Linked DNA regions of Homo sapiens: region 1 is linked to region 2. A link is a loop called in an ENCODE intact Hi-C map of the cell type or tissue named here. Cell type or tissue: OCI-LY7. All regions are shown on one strand. Links, peaks and the distances in the headings refer to the core of each region. The heading gives the core; the rest is flanking DNA.

Evidence for each region. A loop is a pair of places that touch in the nucleus more often than their neighbours do. Peaks named below come from ENCODE experiments on the same cell type or tissue, not always from the same donor. Only the 100,000 strongest peaks of a DNase experiment are listed, where the experiment ranks them.
Region 1: it touches region 2 in a loop (6-fold over the local background); 4 of 110 quality-filtered maps call a loop at or near these places.

The regions. Positions count from the first base shown.
Region 1 is chr3:45,609,464-45,617,795 of GRCh38, forward strand. All of the region lies in intron 1 of LIMD1 (LIM domain containing 1), which reads left to right. Among named protein-coding and RNA genes, the nearest start is that of LIMD1, 19 kb to the left of the region's middle. RefSeq lists enhancers at 2,259-2,328, 3,386-3,435 and a silencer at 5,665-5,764. In OCI-LY7, for the core only: no CTCF peak of the experiment used is centred there; a DNase peak (open chromatin) is centred at 3,558; H3K4me3 peaks cover 365 bases.
Region 2 is chr3:45,548,453-45,556,784 of GRCh38, forward strand. It overlaps LARS2 (leucyl-tRNA synthetase 2, mitochondrial), which reads left to right. Exons shown (of 22, transcript NM_015340.4): 22 at 1-955. Among named protein-coding and RNA genes, the nearest start is that of LIMD1, 42 kb to the right of the region's middle. RefSeq lists enhancers at 2,771-3,970, 5,023-5,122, 6,383-6,432. In OCI-LY7, for the core only: a CTCF peak has its summit at 4,506 (motif pointing right); DNase peaks (open chromatin) are centred at 5,419 and 6,049; H3K4me3 peaks cover 989 bases; H3K27ac peaks cover 1,469 bases.

The DNA.
Region 1 (8,332 bases), core at 257-8,256, 61 kb after region 2:
CTCCCAGGTAGCTGGGATACAGGCATGTGCCACCGCGCCTGGCTCTGAATGGTTCCTTGGTTTCCTTGGTGGGTGGAGCTCCAGATTCCTGAAGCTGGAGTTGTGGGCATGAACCCCAAGTGGGTCACTGGCTTTCCTGCGGGGTTCCACAGCCCTCACTTACCCCTGCCCCAGACCTATCTTTGCATTACCACATCCAGAAAAAGTAGTTCCAAGCCAGGATAACTCATTCATTCAGCAGCTATTATTGAGTACCTACTATGTGCAAGAGACTGAATTAGGACTACTAGGGCTTCCTTTTGTCACAAACAGGTATTGCTTAGTTCCTCCTGCTGTATCTGAGCTCCTTGGTAGTGGGGTTTTTGTCTGTTTTGTTCACTGTTGTATCCCCAGGGCCCAAGGCACTGCCTGGCACACAGCAGGTACCCAGTGGAAACTTACTGAATGAGGCTGGGTGCGGTGGCCCATGCCTGTAATCCCAGCACTTTGGGAGGCCGAGGTGGGCAGATCACAAGGTCAGGAGATCGAGACCAGCCTGACCAACATGGTGAAACCCCATCTCTACTAAAACTACAAAAATTAGCTAGGCATGATGGCGCGCGCCTGTAATCCCAGCTACTCGGGAGGCTGAGGCAGAAGAATCACTTGAACCCGGGAGGCGAGTGAGCCGAGATTGTGCCACTGCATTCCAGCCTGGGCAACAGAGCAAGGCTCTGTCTCAAGAAAAAAAAGACTTCTCGAATGAATATGTGTACACTCTGGCCAGATGTGGGGAGCAGATACTCCCTGACTTCCTCCTGAGTGTCAGTGCCTTTAGCTGGGACACACATTCTGGCATCAATCCATACCCTACACTGACGTGGTAGGGAGGCAGGGGCACTGGGCTGCTGTCCACATCCCTCACCCTGACCAGAGTTACTCAGATGAGCGCTCTCATGTGGGTAGGAGATGCCTTTGGTAGCTGAGGACTAGAGGGGCCAGAAAGGGTTGGGATACATGCTTTATCTGGATAGAAACTTATAGAGTTCCAGGGACTAGCTCACCAAAGGCCTGCGCAGGTTTGGCAGGGAGCAGGGAGACATGCTGGCAGGCATGCATGGTGGCTTTGATTTGAGGAGCTGTTGGTGGGAATGAAAAGCCTAATAAGCACGTGGGCTTTGGATCTGCCACCCCCCAGCTCTGCCAACAGCTGTGAGACCTTGGGCGGGTTGTTCAGCAGCCCTGTACCTCAGTTTCCCCATCAGTAAAATGTGCATATGGTTGTGAGGACTGAATTAGCTAGTATCTGATCTAAGTTGTCCAGTACGGGAGACTGGCCACGTGCAACTGTGAAGTACTTCAAAAGGTGGCTTTTCTGAACTGAGATGTGCTTTTGAAGCACATCTGGATTTTGAAGACTTGGTATGGAGAAAAGAGTGGCTTATTAATATTTTTCATATTGATTCTATGTTGAAATGAGACTTTTGGATATATTGGCCTAAGTAAAACATTAAAATTAGTTTCACCTATTTTTACTTCCTAAGTATGGATACTTGAAAATGTAAAATCGCACGTGGCTTGCATATTTTTCTGCTGGGCAGGGCTGTGCCTTACAAAGCACTTAGAACAGGCTGTAACACATGGTCGTTTGCTGTATACATTCTCTTGCTTTGTCATTTTCTCAAAAGCATGGAAGCGTCTTTACCTTGTCCCATCTGAAAGCCAAGCCCAATCGATTTGTTCAGAACCACAAATGCTTAAACAAAAAGATCATCATTTGTTCAAGGGAGGCTGATTTCATGATTGCCAACCACCAAGTGAGCCCACTGAGGCCAAATGCCTGATGCAAGGGATGGCAGGCTGCTCCCACGCAGCCTTAGAACGAATCCGTTCCCACTTGAAGCAGGGGGGCTCTGGGGTCCGAAGCTGCTGTGTGCACAGGGCTTGATGGAGCAGGTGGTCATTGCAGCTGAGCCAACTTTCCAGCGCCTTAAAAAATACACTCAGTTTAGCAAGTACAGGCAGAAAGCCCAAAGAGATGGCCCATCCCCTTGAGGGAGGTAGAGAAGTGAACGATGGTGTTTCCTGTCCCAAGAGGTGGGAGGAAGGCTGTTTGGGATTTGGCTCATCAGGGGCCACAGGCTACTGGGATGCCTATGTCCTATCCCTCTGTGTAGGCTATGGAGCCCTTTCCTGGGTATGGGCCTCCCAATAAGCCTGTGGCCAATGCAGGGGCAGGCTGGGAGGTGGCTTTCCAGGCAGCTTGCAAAGGCCTGTTTGTCTGAGGCTTGTCCTGACATCACTGAGGCTTTGCTTGCAGGTGGCAGGGACTTACACAGAGGCTCTTTGTTGGCCAGCCACAGAGGTCAGTTAGAAGCCATGAATGGACTGGAGCTGGCAGCCCCTCCTCTACCCATAGCACACAGCTGCCACCTCTCTGGGTTGCCCATGCCTGACGGTGGGTGTGTGAGGTGTGGGGAGAGGCATCTCTGCCCAAATTTGTAGCCAGAGAGCAGAGGAAGTGAAGTTGGTGGGAGGCGGTGAGGAAGGCAGGGAGAAAGAAAGGAGGTGGTGTTGAGGAAGCTAGCATGGCTTCTGCCCAGCTCTGTCATGGTTTGCAGGTGCGCGCTCTCTCTCTCTCTCTCTCTCTCTCTCTCTTTAAAGACAAATTCTCACTCTGTACCCAGGTTAGAGTTCAGTGGCACCATCTTAGCTCACTGTAGCCTTGGCTTCCTGGGCTCAAGCAATCCTCCCATCCCAGCCCCCCGAATAACTGGAAACACAGGTATGCACAACCATGCCTGGCTAATTTGTTAATTTTTGTAGAGGCAGGGTCTCGCTGTCTTGCCCAGGCTGGTCTTGAACTCCTGGGCTCAAGTGATCCTCCCACCTCGGCCTCCCAAAGTGCTAGGATAACAGGTGTGAGCCACTGTGCCAGGCCTTTTGCAGGCTATTTGATGTCTGCATTGGATACTTGGGGTCAGGCTCAATGCCTGGAAGTCATTTAGTGTCATTCTGCTGTGCTCTATTACTTTAAGCATTCACAAGCCTTTCCACACTCTCACTTCTTGATAGGAGGAGTGTCTAGGAATTGTTTTCAAAATGCTGTATTTGCATACAGAGAAATGTGTAGTTCAGTGAGTTTTGACAGATGCATGCACCTGTGTGACCCACATTCCTATCAAGATATAGAATAGTTCCATCCCCAGAAAGTTCCCTCATGCTTCTTTCCAGTTAGTGCTCACCTCCAGGCAACTACAATTCTGATTTTTTAAAATCATTTATTAGTTTTGCCCATTCTAAGATGTAATATAAATGGATTCATATAGTATTTATATACAGTTGATCTTCATTATCCACAGATTCTGTATTTGTGAATCAGCTTACTTGCTAAAATTTATTTGTAACCCCAAAATTAATACTCACAGTTCTTTTGTGATCATTCACAGATATAACAGAGTGCTGAAAAGTTTGAGTCCCCTGACGCCTATCTTCCCAGCTGAAGTCGAACAAGGCAACGCTCCGCCTTCTTGTTTCAGGTCATGCAGTAAACAGGTGTCCTTTTCATGGTCTATTTAGTGCCATGGTTTTTGCATTTTTGTGGTTTTTGTTGATGATTTTGCTGTTTCAAATGGCCCCCAGGCACAGTGCTGGAGTGCTTTCTAGTGTTCCTAAGAGCAAGAGGGCTGTGATGTGCTTTACAACGAGAATATGTATGAGAGAAGCTTTCTTCAGGCACGAGCTACAGGGCTGTTGGCTGAGGGTTCGATGTTAATGAATCAACAATATATACTAAGGAAGGTGTCTCTAAATAGAAGCACACATAAAACAAGGTCATATATTCATCAGTTGATGAAAGTGTTGTGGTCAGAAGTTTTCAGAAACCTAACCCTGTATTTCTGCCAGAAGCAGTGGTTCAGTATTGACTGATTCAGTATTCTTGCCAAATAATGAGAATCAACTATAGTACTCCTTTGTCCAGCTTATTTCACTCAGATAATATCTGTGAAATTCAGCTATGCTGTTGCATTATCAACTGGGCTTTTTGCATTATCAATTGTGCTTTTGTTTTACTGCTGAGTAATATTACATTGTATGGATACACCACAAGATTTGTTTTTCCATTTCCCTGTTGAGGTTTTTTTTTTTTTTTCATTTTTGGCTATTATGAATAAGTCTGTTAGGATTGTTTTTGTGTAAGACTTTGGGTTTTTTTTTTGTTTGTTTTTTTCTTTTGTAAATATGGGATCTCGCTATGTTGTCCAGGTTGGTTTTGAACTCCTGGCTTCAAGTGATTCTCCTGCCTTGGCCTCCTAAAGTGCTGGAATTATAGGCATGAGCCACTGCACCTTATATGTACAAGTCTTTGTATAGACACAGGCTTTCGTTTCTCTTGGGTAAATACCTAGGAGTAGAATTGCTGGATCATGGAGTAGGTGTATGTATAACTTTTTTAGCAACTGCCAAAAACTTTTCCAAAGTGGCCGTGCCACTTAGCATTCCCACAGCAGTGTGAAAGTTCCTCTGATTCTCCAGCTGTTTTTAGAATTTCTTGGGGGCCCTGCTTTACTTGTTGCTTTCTAAGCCACCTGTTCTCTGAGCTGGCAACGCTTGGCTGATACCCTCCCAATTTCCTCTGTTAAAATATTATCTTCACAAGATATTTTATTCCTTTCTTGATAGTGATGGGCTGTGAGCCCATCACTATTTTACTTTGCTTCTTTGCTCTCTTAAGAGTTTGATTTAAAAAACATTTTTTTGTTTTTGCTTTTACCAGTTTTCTCTAGTACAGAAATCCTCTTAGGCTGGGCACAGTGGCTCATGCTTGTCATCCCAGCACTTTGGGAGGCCGAGGCGGGTGGATCACGAGGTCAGGAGATCGAGACCATCCTGGCTAACATGGTGAAACCCAGCCTCTACAACAAATATAAAAAATTAGCCGGGCGTGGTGGCGGGCACCTGTAGTTAAAAAAAAAAAAAAAAAAGGAAATCCTCTGCCCGGGTGCTGTGGTTCACGCACTTTGTAATCCCAGCACTTTGGGAGCTGAGGCAGGGGGATTGCTTGAGCTTAGAGATTCAAGACCAGCCTGGGCAACATGGTGAAACTTTGTCTCTACGAAAAATAAAAAAATTAGCTGGGCGTGGTGGTGCGTGCCTATAGTTCCAGGTACCGGGGAGGCTGAGGTGGGAGGATCATATGAGCCCAGGAGGTCAAAGCTGCAGTGAGCCATGATCACACCACTGCATTCCAGCCTGGGCAACAGAATGAGGCCCTGTCTCAAAAAAAGTGATAATAATAATAAAATAAAAAATAAATTCCTGGGTGTTTTTTTTTTTTTTTGCCGTTTTTTAAACCTTAAACACAGCTAACTGTAGAAAAGTCAGAAAGTATAGAAAAAAATTGGAAAGGTCACCGATCATCCTACTCTAGGGATAATCACTGTTAGGATAGACTTTTTTTTCTTTTACACATAGATATTTAATTTTAAAGAATTTGAGTGAACTAAAATTAACTTTGTTGTAGATTTGGGGACTTTAGTGAAAGTTGGGCCAATAGAGGATGTCGGGGAGCAGAACTTCCCCTCTTCTCTCTTGGGGTCCTGGTGGGGTCTGAAAACTAAATTGACATAGGTAAATAGAAGAGCATACACATTTAATAAAAGTTCTATGTGACACGGGAGCCCTCATAAACAAATGAAGACCCAAAGCAGTGGCAAAACATACATGTGTTTATATGAGGTTGAACAAAGAGAGGCATTTGTGGGAAAGTAACCAAATTATGTGGGGAGGCTAAAGGAAAGTAAGCCTTATTTTAACAAGGTCTGTTTGTACAGAATTTTCTCTGCTGTTACTCTCCATTGAAGAGTGTTTGTTTTCTCATGGTACAGGGAGGGCACCTTTTATTTTATTTTGTATTTTATTTGTATGGATTTAGGGGGGAGAAGTGCACTTTTGTTACATGGATCTATTGCCTACTGGTGAAATCTGGGTTTTAGTGTAACCATCAACTGAACAGTGTAAATTGTTCCCACTAAGTAATTTCTGGCTGGGCAGTAATCCCAGCACTTTGGGAGGCTGAGGGGAGTGGGGATATCTTGAGCCTGGGAAGTTGAGGCTGCCTGGGCCACATGGCAAAACCCCATCTCTACTAAAAATGCGAAAAATTAGCCGGGCAAGGTGGTGCGTGCCTGTGGTTCCAGCTACTTTGGAGGCTGAGGTGGGAGGACTGCCTGAGACTGGGAAGTTGAGGCTGCAGTGATCCATAGTCACGCCTGTGTACTCCAACCTGGGTGGGTTGACAACTTGTCTCAAAAAAAAAAAAAAGTAATTTCTCATCCCTCACTCCCCACCCACCCTCTTCCCCTTCCCTTCTAAGCCTCCAATGTCTGTCATTCCGCACTGTATGTCCATAGGGAGGGGGTACCTTTTACATGGGAGTTTTCGTCTCCTGAAGATGAAGATGCCCTTCTTGCATCTGCTGTTTTTCAAGTGTCTTTAGTTTGATATAATACTATGTCAAAGTGGCATATTTTGGGGCGGCATCTTCAGCCAGCCTTCAGGGGCCTCTAGGGATTAAAAATAGAGTTCAGAAGCCAGCATATGAAACATTTTCCCTTTCTGCTACTTGTTGGCAATGCTGCTTCCCTCTGGTTTAAGAAACTTTCTGGGAGACTTGTGTCACCCCAGTTTCTGCCTTTATTTTTCGCAGGAATGGCTGGGTTCTATTTTGATATGAGTAATTTTGGAATCAGAATTGAGAACTGGGCCCCCTTCCTCCTGACCCCAACAGGGATCTCTTGCCAGCTGCCCCCAACAGGGATCTCTTGCCAGCATCTTCCTGACAAACCTCTGTTCCTTGCTGTCTCACTCTCTCGAGGGACAGCTGGACAAGTGTCAATGAGTTGAGATTGTTAGAAGGTTTTTCTTCTCCAGCCAGCAGCCTTCCCAAAGACCTGACCTACTTAGCAGGCAGATGGATCCTGTAAAAACAAAACCGGGTCACATCCCTCCTGGGCTTGGAAAGAATCCTTCAGTGCCCCCGACCCCTTCTTCCTCACCCACAGAATTGGAGCCAAAGTCCTGAAAGTAGCCTTGGAGGTCCTGCCTTCCCCACCCTGAGTCCCTGCTGTGTGCTGCACCCGGGTCCCCCTCCTGGCTGTGAGCCCATCACTATTCCAGTTTCTTTCCACTGCACAAGGTAGTTGTTCAGGCCCCTCCCTGAAAGATGTGTTGGTTCTTCAAGATTCACAAGCAAATCATGCCTGTGTGTGCATTGCAGATAGCTCACTTACATTAGATTTGATATGAGAAAGTCTTTTTTTTTTTTTTTGAGACGGAATCTTGCTTTGTCTCCCAGGCTGGAGTGTGGTGGCGCAATCTTGGCTCACTGCAGCCTCTGTCTCCCGGGCTCAAGTGATTCAAGCTGAGGTTACAGGTGTGCGCCACCATGCCCAGCTAATTTTTGTATTTTTAGTAGAGACGGGGTTTCACCATGTTGGCTAGGCTGGTCTCGAACTCCTGACCTCGTGATCCACCCGCCTTGGCCTCCCAAAGTGCTGGGATTACAGGTGTGAGCCACCGTGCCTGGCCTATTTTTTTTTTTTTTTTTGAGACAGAGTCTAGCTCTGTCGCCCAGGCTGGAGTGCAGTGGCACCATCTCAGCTCACTGCAGCCTCTGCCTCTCAGGTTCAAGCAGTTCTCCTGCCTCGGCCTCCCTAGTAGCTGGGACTACAGGTGTGTGCCACCCCACCTGGCTAATTTATTTTATTATTATTTGTATTTTTAGTAGAGATGGGGTTTCACCATGTTGGCCAGGCTGGTCTCAAACTCCTGACCTCAGGTGATCTACTCACCTCGGCCTCCCAAAGTGCTGGGATTACAGGTGTGAGCCACTGCACCAGTCCAAGATAGTCTTAAAAAGCAATGTTTTTGTCTTTTCTAAGAAAGGGCCCTGATGGTTTGCCCTGCGTTACACTCCCAGGCAGGCACAGAACCGATGTTAAACTCTCCATTTTATCACATGAACCCTGCCCAGTGCCCTACCCATTCCTCCCACGCCAGGCTCATGACTGCATGTCAAGCACAGTTGTGCCAGGTGTCTACCTGCTCCATTTCTCCTCCTCCCAGCAGCCCTGCAAAGTGCCCGCCAATTTTCTCTCCTGTTTTGAAGATGCGAAAACTAAAGCAGAGAGCCACAAGGTCACTCACCTGGTAAGCTGCAGAACTGAACAAAGTGTGCTTGTGAAACTTTCTGTTTGTTCTAAGGAGACAACTGTGGGTGGGTGGACTCTGCTGGAGGCTGTCCCTTGCCTGGCTGGCAGCAACCAAGCCTTCTGCTTCTGACTTGCTGGGG
Region 2 (8,332 bases), core at 206-8,205:
GTGACTCCAGAGCCAGTTATTAGGAAGAGCAAGCTCACCACAGAGGAGTGGAACTGAGGCCCCCCAGATGTTGCCTCCGGTGTCCAAGCCACAGCGGTCTGGCTGTTGGGAAGATGGCCAGGAATGGACTCATACCATTGGCACATTAGGCTAATCCTGGTTTTATGTGAAGTCAGCAATTAAGTGTTCCCACTAGAACTGACCTAAGCCACTGATTAATATTTAATGAGGGAAGGTAGGGGAGAATCTAGCCATTTTATAATGCCAGAAATCTATATATGTTATCTGATGCCATTTTTCTGAAGTAGCCTCACATGTGGTCCCCCTGCAGTTCAGCAGTTAACAGATGACTTTTTTAGTGTAATAAAATGTTTATCATCTATGACTTCAGGACATATGTGTGATCCTGGAATACACCATATTCCAATTTCAGAGTTAATTACAAACAGATTGAGGTATTCCATCATCATCGGAAGCATTGGCTGTGTGTCTGACTCCACATGGAATGCTATAAAGTGGGATACATGTGGTTCTTCTTGTTCCAGAACTTACAGTCCATGGTAGACAACACTGATACAGGCAAACTAGCAACAGCAATTAAGTCACTGGTTCTCAGACTTAATACTCTGCCTGGTCCTCATGCCCAGATATTCCAATTTAATTGGTCCATGGTGTGGCTTGAACACCAGGAATCTTTAAAACTCCACAAGTGATTCTAATGGGCAGCAAAGTTTGAGAATCACTGGACACATTGATGCACTTGAGCCATCATTTCTATCTAGTTCTTCCTCTTCCTAATCTTCAGGTTAGCGGGGATAAGTTTGGTCCAGGACCAAGAGTTGGACCAAAAGGGAAGACAGGGGCCAGAAGTCTAGAGTGCTAGAGCCGACTTGAATGTACTCAGTCTCATTGCACATGGCAGTGAATATGGATTAAATATAAGCCCATGAAAATATTTGGTACAAGGAAGGAGTGAGTGATTTTGATTATCTTGTTATTTCCTAGTAAGCTAAGTGGTCTTGAACAAGATGAGGGAAGGGAGCCCTTTATTTGCATGTGATCTGACCAGAGCAATGGGCCAGTAAAGCCTCAAGGCTGCTAGACTGACCAGCTGGCTGACACCAGCATGGCTCTGAAGAAATTGCTCCAAGAGGATAAAGCTTTTGCAAACAAGAGCTCATCAGTACATACTAAGAGACAGTATGGGTAATGGAACAACTGGACAGAAAACTCTGACCCCTGGGAGTGAGGTGGTGGGGAATAATCTCAGCCATTTATTGACTGTCTTGTTGAGGTCAGAAACTGGACTCAGCAGGTTCACAATAATTATCTTATTTAATTCCCACAAAAACTCTAGAGGGAAGGAATTATTCTCTCATAAAAGAAGAAACCCAGGCTCTGAGGTTCAATAATTGTCTCAGTTTTCACAGCTAATAAGTAGGAGAACTGGGATCCAAGCCCACATCTTCTGTCCTCCACGTTTGCCTCCCCGCCATGTCTACCAGTCCCCTCACCTAATTGTCCATGTTACTTGGTGTACACAGTCAGGTGAGATGGCTCCCAAAACCACTGGCATTTTGAGCAGAGTGTGGCTGGGGTTTCCCTCCTGGAAAGCCTGTAAACCTGGGAAATCACAGAGGTGGTGTCCTCTCTGCAGGGGCAGTGGTGGGTGAGAGGCCAAGAGCATGTGGTTAGTTCCAGAGAGCTGGGAAAGGTCATCCAGCAAGTGGAAGACGTAGACTCGTGGGCGGGTATCAGGGTTATTTCTATTGGGGCAATAAGAGAACAGAGTTTGTGCCCAGGGAAAGTGGTGCTCCATGGCAAATGCTACCACAATAGGAGCCAGCTGTCTGCCTAAGAAAATTGATCTCTAAGACCCTAAAACAATTAGTAAGCTGGGAAACAGCACAGGCATATTTCATCCCAGCCTAAATGCACACCTTCAGGGGATTGGCTAAGAAAAGCAGGGTACATCCAGTCAATGGAAGGCGAGGCAGCCAGCAACAGATGGTTTTTCAAAAACATGTAGCTTGGAAATTTTCTCATGAATGAAGGAAGATACATGCACAATGCAATCCTGACCATTTTTTTTCAACGCTTACAAAGAAAATTGAGAGCAGGAAATTTGCTTGCATATCATAGGCTGAGACTCCTACAAGTCATTTTTTTCCTTCTGTCTACTTTTTTGCATTTTCTCATTTTTATTGGCCATGAAGTATTTCAGTAATACTTCATGAGGCAAAACATCAAAATGTACAATTTTGTGAAGCTCTAAATGAGCTAAAAACCTGTTTCCCTTGATTTTTCTTTTCTTCTCCCAGGCAGGATATCTAGCTGCCTGTGAGGATGTATCCTAGCTAGGAAAACATGCTCCTTTCCTTGTATGAAGTGGAATCCAAAGAAACAAAAAGCAGCCCCCATGAAGTTCCTGCTCACGGAGTTGCTCAGTCTGGGCAGGTGTGGGGAGCTCCCTTTCTTGTATCTCAGTCTTAGGCTCTTGCAACCTTGCAACAGAAGAACGGAAGGCAACGTTCCCCTAATGGAACTCTCCTGCTCACTTGCTGTCAGATTCAAGGTTGTGGATAAGACCGAAAAAGGAGGCATTATCACCTCCTTTTGCAGATAACGAAACTTGAGACCATGACAGTAAGTGATGATGTATCTTGACCCCCAATCTGTGCTCATTCCACTTAGAGCACCCCCTCCCCGTACTACCATCAGGCAAAGTGTAGTGCAGGAGGTAAACTTTCTTTCTTTCTTTTTTTTTTTTTTTTTCTTTGAGACAGCGTCTCACTTCATCACCCAGGCTGGAGTGCAGCGGTGCAGTCTAAGCTCACTGCAACCTCTGCCTCTGGGGTTCAAGTGATTCTCGTGCCTTAGCCACCTGAGTAGTTGGGATTACAGGCATGGACCACCACACCCAGCTAATTTAGGAGGTAAACTTTCTTAACTGGCGGGCCCAGCTGGACTGTATAAGTCAAGGAAAGGCAGAGGGGTAGATAAAAAGGAGAGTTTTCCCTCGTCTTTCTTCCTGTGAGAAGAGCAAGCAGAAAACAGCTGTTTCGTGGGCTGGGTCCCTGCCTGACACTCAGAGCGTGGGTGGCTAAAGGCTCTCATCCAAGCTGATGAGCTTGGAGAAAGGAATCTAGGGTGACCAACAACGAGCAAGTAGGGAAATCCCCCGAGGGCGGGTGGGTGGTTGGTGATGGTGCTGGTAGGGAGGGGAGAGCCTGGAGCAGCCAGGGAAAGGCCAGTCCTGTAGGCAGAGGCCTCAGATCCAAGGGTGGGCCCAATGACCTCACTCCAGGCCTCCAGTGCCCTCCCTCAGCCTGTCCACATGAGGGGCTGGAGGCAGCTGTGCAGAGATAATGAGGCCCTGGAGGGGAGGTGGTGACCAGGACTGCTGGAACCCAATGCCCCATGACTCATCTCCCTGTGCCTTAAGCCCTGAACTTGAATTTCAGTTCTTATTCAGCCTCTGGAAGAGCACACCTAAGACAGACACCCTGTATACAGGGGCCATGGGCTGCAATCTCCCGACATTACAACAATAATATCTATCATTTCTGAGGACTAATTATGGGCCAGGCCCTGTTCTAAGTGCTTTGCCACATAAGGAGCCTTGCCCAAGACCACACACAAGAAGGTGGCAGAGCCGTGATCCCACTCTGCTCCACCTCGCTGGTTCCCAAAGACCTTTATGCAAACCAGCCCTTGAACCTCCTGAATTTTCCCAGATGGTCCTTATTTATAGCTTTCTCTCCAGTTGTTCCCCAAATGCCCTAGAGCCTGCCAAAACCACACTTCCTCATGTGTATCTGTGAACGTTGGCTCGCTGTGGGCACACACCTGGTTGAATGCATCCCTGAAGTTCTGAGGCACCCAATTCAGCATGTGGGGTCGGCTCTCTCTCAGCCTGGGACTGACGGCTCCCAGGGAGCCATCACCCCTGGCAGACAGAGCCTCCTTTGGACACCATCCCTGGGACCTAGAAGCCAGGAAGCCATCCTTGCTCAACTCCACCTACTGTGAGGAAAATCCCATGGCAGAGGGGAGAGGGGAGACCTGTTCTAGACCTCCCCGATGATAAGCACTCCTTGGCATCTCAGCAGCCCCATCTGTGTCTTCCGCAGATCATCTTTTCCACAAACAATAGAAGAGCCCCATCTGGGATTAATTGAGGAGGGTTCAGCCCTGGTCCCATCCAAGGGAGGCCTCACCTACCACATCTGCTGCTGCATACTCATGGCTGCCTTCAGAACTCAGAGGAGAACTAGATCTTAGGGGAGGGGTTCCCCTTCCTCAGGCACTGTCGCGGGGGTGTAGAAAGGAATAATGTGTCCTTTACACTGTGAGATCCATAGAGGAAGCAGGCACCCAAAGATTGATGCCATTCATTGGGTCTGGTTTGTCAATCATCAAGGCCAGACTGGGCCAGAGGGGCTTTGTCAGGTGGACTCAGAGAGAGACTCACTTGTCAGTGCACAAGAGGGCAGCCACTGCACAGACATAGGCTGAGAGCTGCGAAGAGGGAACCTAAAGCAAGTGTCGCCAGATATCCCCATTATTAGTTATCAGCTAACTCTTAGTTTTCAGTTAACATCATAGTTTCCAGGAAATATTTTAGTTTTCTATTAATATTTTAATTAACTACTAGCATCAGAGTCATCAGCAAATATCTAAGTCATCAGTAAACATCTTAGGTGTCAGTTTCCTCTGAGTGAATGTAGTAGACCTCTTAGTCATCATTTACTTCATTATTACCAGTTATGCACTAATAATTAGTGGTCTGCTAATATCTCGTCTACCAATCATCTTCAGCAATAAACATGCTTTAATTATCAGCTGATAATTAATGTAGCCATAACAAATAAACCCCCAAATGTCAGTGGTCTGACCCAGCAAACTTTATTTCTCTTTCCCATGAGTCTAATCCTCTAGAGAAGGGAACAGGGGAGGAGGTTCTGTTCCGTTCAGTTCCAGCTTGACGGAGGGTTCGTGCAGACTACACAGTCTTCAGCTCTTGGCTTTCATGGTTGCCCCTGACATCAAATCCAGCCCGCAGATAAGGGGGAGAGAGGTGGAGTGTCACAGTGGCTTTGGCCAGGTCTGGAAACAGTGTACATCACTTCTGCCCACTTCCTCTTGGCCAGAATTCAGTCACGTGCCTCAGCCAATTGCTAGGGGCTGGGTAGCCACTTCCCAGCAGCAACTCTGCAGGAGGGAAGGGGGGCCTGATCTTGGAGGGCAGCTGGCTGCCTCTGCCACATGGACAATCTTTGTTTTCGAATTGTTGCTTGTCAGTGTACACCTAAGTTACCTTCTAAGTATCTCAGGTGTCTGCTAACCACCTTGTTTTGCAGCTACTCCTGAGTCACAGCTGTTTGGCTTCTAAATCTGTGACAGCTGCTGTGAGTCTAAAATAGCAGAGCAATCACAGACTCTTGTTGCCTGCCAAACTGGGATGGTGCCTGCCCCTTGCTCGAGACTTTGCATGGAGATGTGTGAAGTCACGGACGTGCTTTGTGCCATTTTATAAAATACCGGGTTTACTCCGAGGGTTTGTTTATTGGTCCCCAATTCTCCCCACCTTCCTTCTTCTGTGAGGCTAACACATTGGTTTGTGAGACAGTTTGGAGTATTTTGTTTTAGGGGGTGTCAGGACATTTTGAAAGGTAGAGAAAGTCAGGCTTCCCAGATGCCCTGCAGGAAACCTGGGAAATTCTCCAGATTCCTGCTCCTAAAAGGTCATGGCTGCTCATTCAGGGTGGAAATGTGACACTTCCCCAGAAGCCTCACTGTGCTCTGGTCTAGGAGACTCACACCTCACCCCAACACACACACACACCCCACCCCACCCCCCCCACACACTACATACACCATACACCACCTACACCACACCACACACATGCACACGTATACACCACATACCACACATTCATACACACCACACAGCTGAGGGCCTGCTTTGGGGGAAGGTAATTTATTTTTGCCTGACAGAAGAACGTGCCTCACACCATGTGGCTGTGGAGGTGGAGAGGGCAACGTAGTCTTGAGAGTTCATCAGAGTCACAGCTGTTAGGGAAGTGCCTGGGCCTGGGGCCAAGGTGGACAGTGAAACAGGAAGGCTGCCCCCATTTCCACATGTGCTCACATGGGGCTCCCCCACCTGAGGCCTCCAACTACAGGTGCACCCCTCCCCTGACAGCACCCACCTCTGGTGGGAGTCTTCTGTATGATTAATAAAAAGCGTAGTAATAATAATCATATGTAATGGCCATGGTATATTGAGTGTTACTTTTTTTTTTTTTTTAGACAAGGTCTCACTCTGTCACCCAGGCTGGAGTACAGTGTCATGACACTGCAGCCTCAACTTGCCAGGCTCAAGTCATCCTCCTGCCTCAGCCTCCCTAATAGCTGGGACCGTAGGCATGCACAAGCACACCCAGCTAATTTTTTTTGATTGTTTGTACAGACAGGGACCTACTCCCTTTGTGCCACAGATTGAGCTTGACAGATGGCCCAGAGGGTGAGGGGGCTTTCAGGAACTTGTCTGGGCTCTATTGTTTATGAACCATGAGATCTTTGCAGGCTCCTTAACCTTTCTGTGCCTCTGTTTCCTCCTCTGTGAAATGGAGAGAATGGCTCCAACCTCTGCCTTGTGAGGGTGCACTGAAGCAATGTGTGTGTAACAGGCTCCGGACAGCGCAGGGCGCACAGTGAGTGCACTACTCTTCGGTCATCCAGCACTCTTAGGAGGACGTGTTTCATCCCATGGAATCCTCACCAGCCATGTGTGAGGAGTGCTCACTTTACAGATGAGGAAACAGGCTTGGCAATATCAGGTAACCTGCCTGAGGCCACCTGGCCTCCCTTCTGCTCCGGCAGAAGCCCCACCCTGGCCTGGGTAAGCCTGGGAGCCAGTGCCACATCCTGATGGGGATGTGGACAGGGAACAGGCAGCCTCTCCGCCCTCCAGTGCCCTGAGGAGCAGCCTCCAGAGGAAGAGGAGTTGCCAGTCTCCCTGGCCTGCCAGGAAAAGGTGAGTCCTGAGGCAGTCCTGTGGGGTGCATTGGCTATCCAGGGAGGGAGAGAGGAGGAGGTCAGAGGCCTGGTCTTGATTCTCATGGGCTTCCCTTCCTGCAGCCCTTCCTTTTCCTTTGGCCACTCATGACTGCGGGTTCCAGCCTGGGCAACATAGTCAGACCCCATCTCTACAAAAATTTAAAAATTAGCCAGGTGTGGTGTGCACACCCGTGTCCCCAGCTACTCAGGAAGTTGAGGTGAGAGGATCACTTGATCCCAGGAGGTGAAGGCTGTAGTGAGCTAAGATCACGCCACTGCATTCCAGCCTGGGTGACAGAGCGAGACCCTATCTCAATAAAAATTTTAAAGACTACTGAGTGACCACAGGTGGGGTGGGTGTTCCCTGGGGGCTGCAGCGGAGATCAGGCTCAATCGAGGTCCATGCTGGGACCCGTGAGAGGTAGTGACAAACAAGGGCCTCCCAGAGGGTAGTTGAGGCTCAAGGTTGGCTTTGGGAGTCAGGGAGAGACAATGGTAGTGGGATGGAGGGGTCTTCCATCTTGTTTTTTTTTTCTAGGTGCTGATCTCTCCCTGAAACCCAAGGGTCAGTTCAAGAGATAGGAATTGTGACTGTCTGTTGCTCCCCCAGGGTGTGTGTGTGCCTGTGCCCAGGCACTGAGCAGTGGCTCAAGGGCAGAGTCCAGGGGAGGACAAAGACCACCAGGTCACCTAGAGGGTTGTGCTCACCTGCACCTGCTGCCACAACCCCACAAGCTACTACAAACCTTGGATCAGCCTCACTGCTCTGTAGTATGCTAAGCAAATTATATCTGGAGTTGAATAAGACAGTCTGTCCATTCCCCCACCTCACTCCTCACTGCTTCTTGGATAGGCAGGGTGCGCTCCTGCCTCAAGACCTCACACCTGCTGTCGCTCTACCCAGAGAGCTCCTCCCCACATGGCTCACTCTCTCCTCCTTCTGTTGTCTGCTCCCAGTGAGGTCTTCCCTGGCCATCCTACATAAAATACCACCCCACCCCAGCACTCCCTACCCCCTAGCAAATAGCAGTATATTTTGCTTAATTTCCTGTGTCTTGTTCTATCATTTGTCTTCCCTTCCAGAATATCGGCATCATGAGGGCAGGGACTTTTGCAGCTTTATTTATTTATAGCAGTTTTATCATCTATTATATCTCCAGACCTAGACTGCCATTCAGGCACACCATAGGTGCTCAATAAGTATTTGAACGAATGAATGAACCCCTGTGCACCTGGCTAGTGTATTATGGGAGTCAGACAACTCACT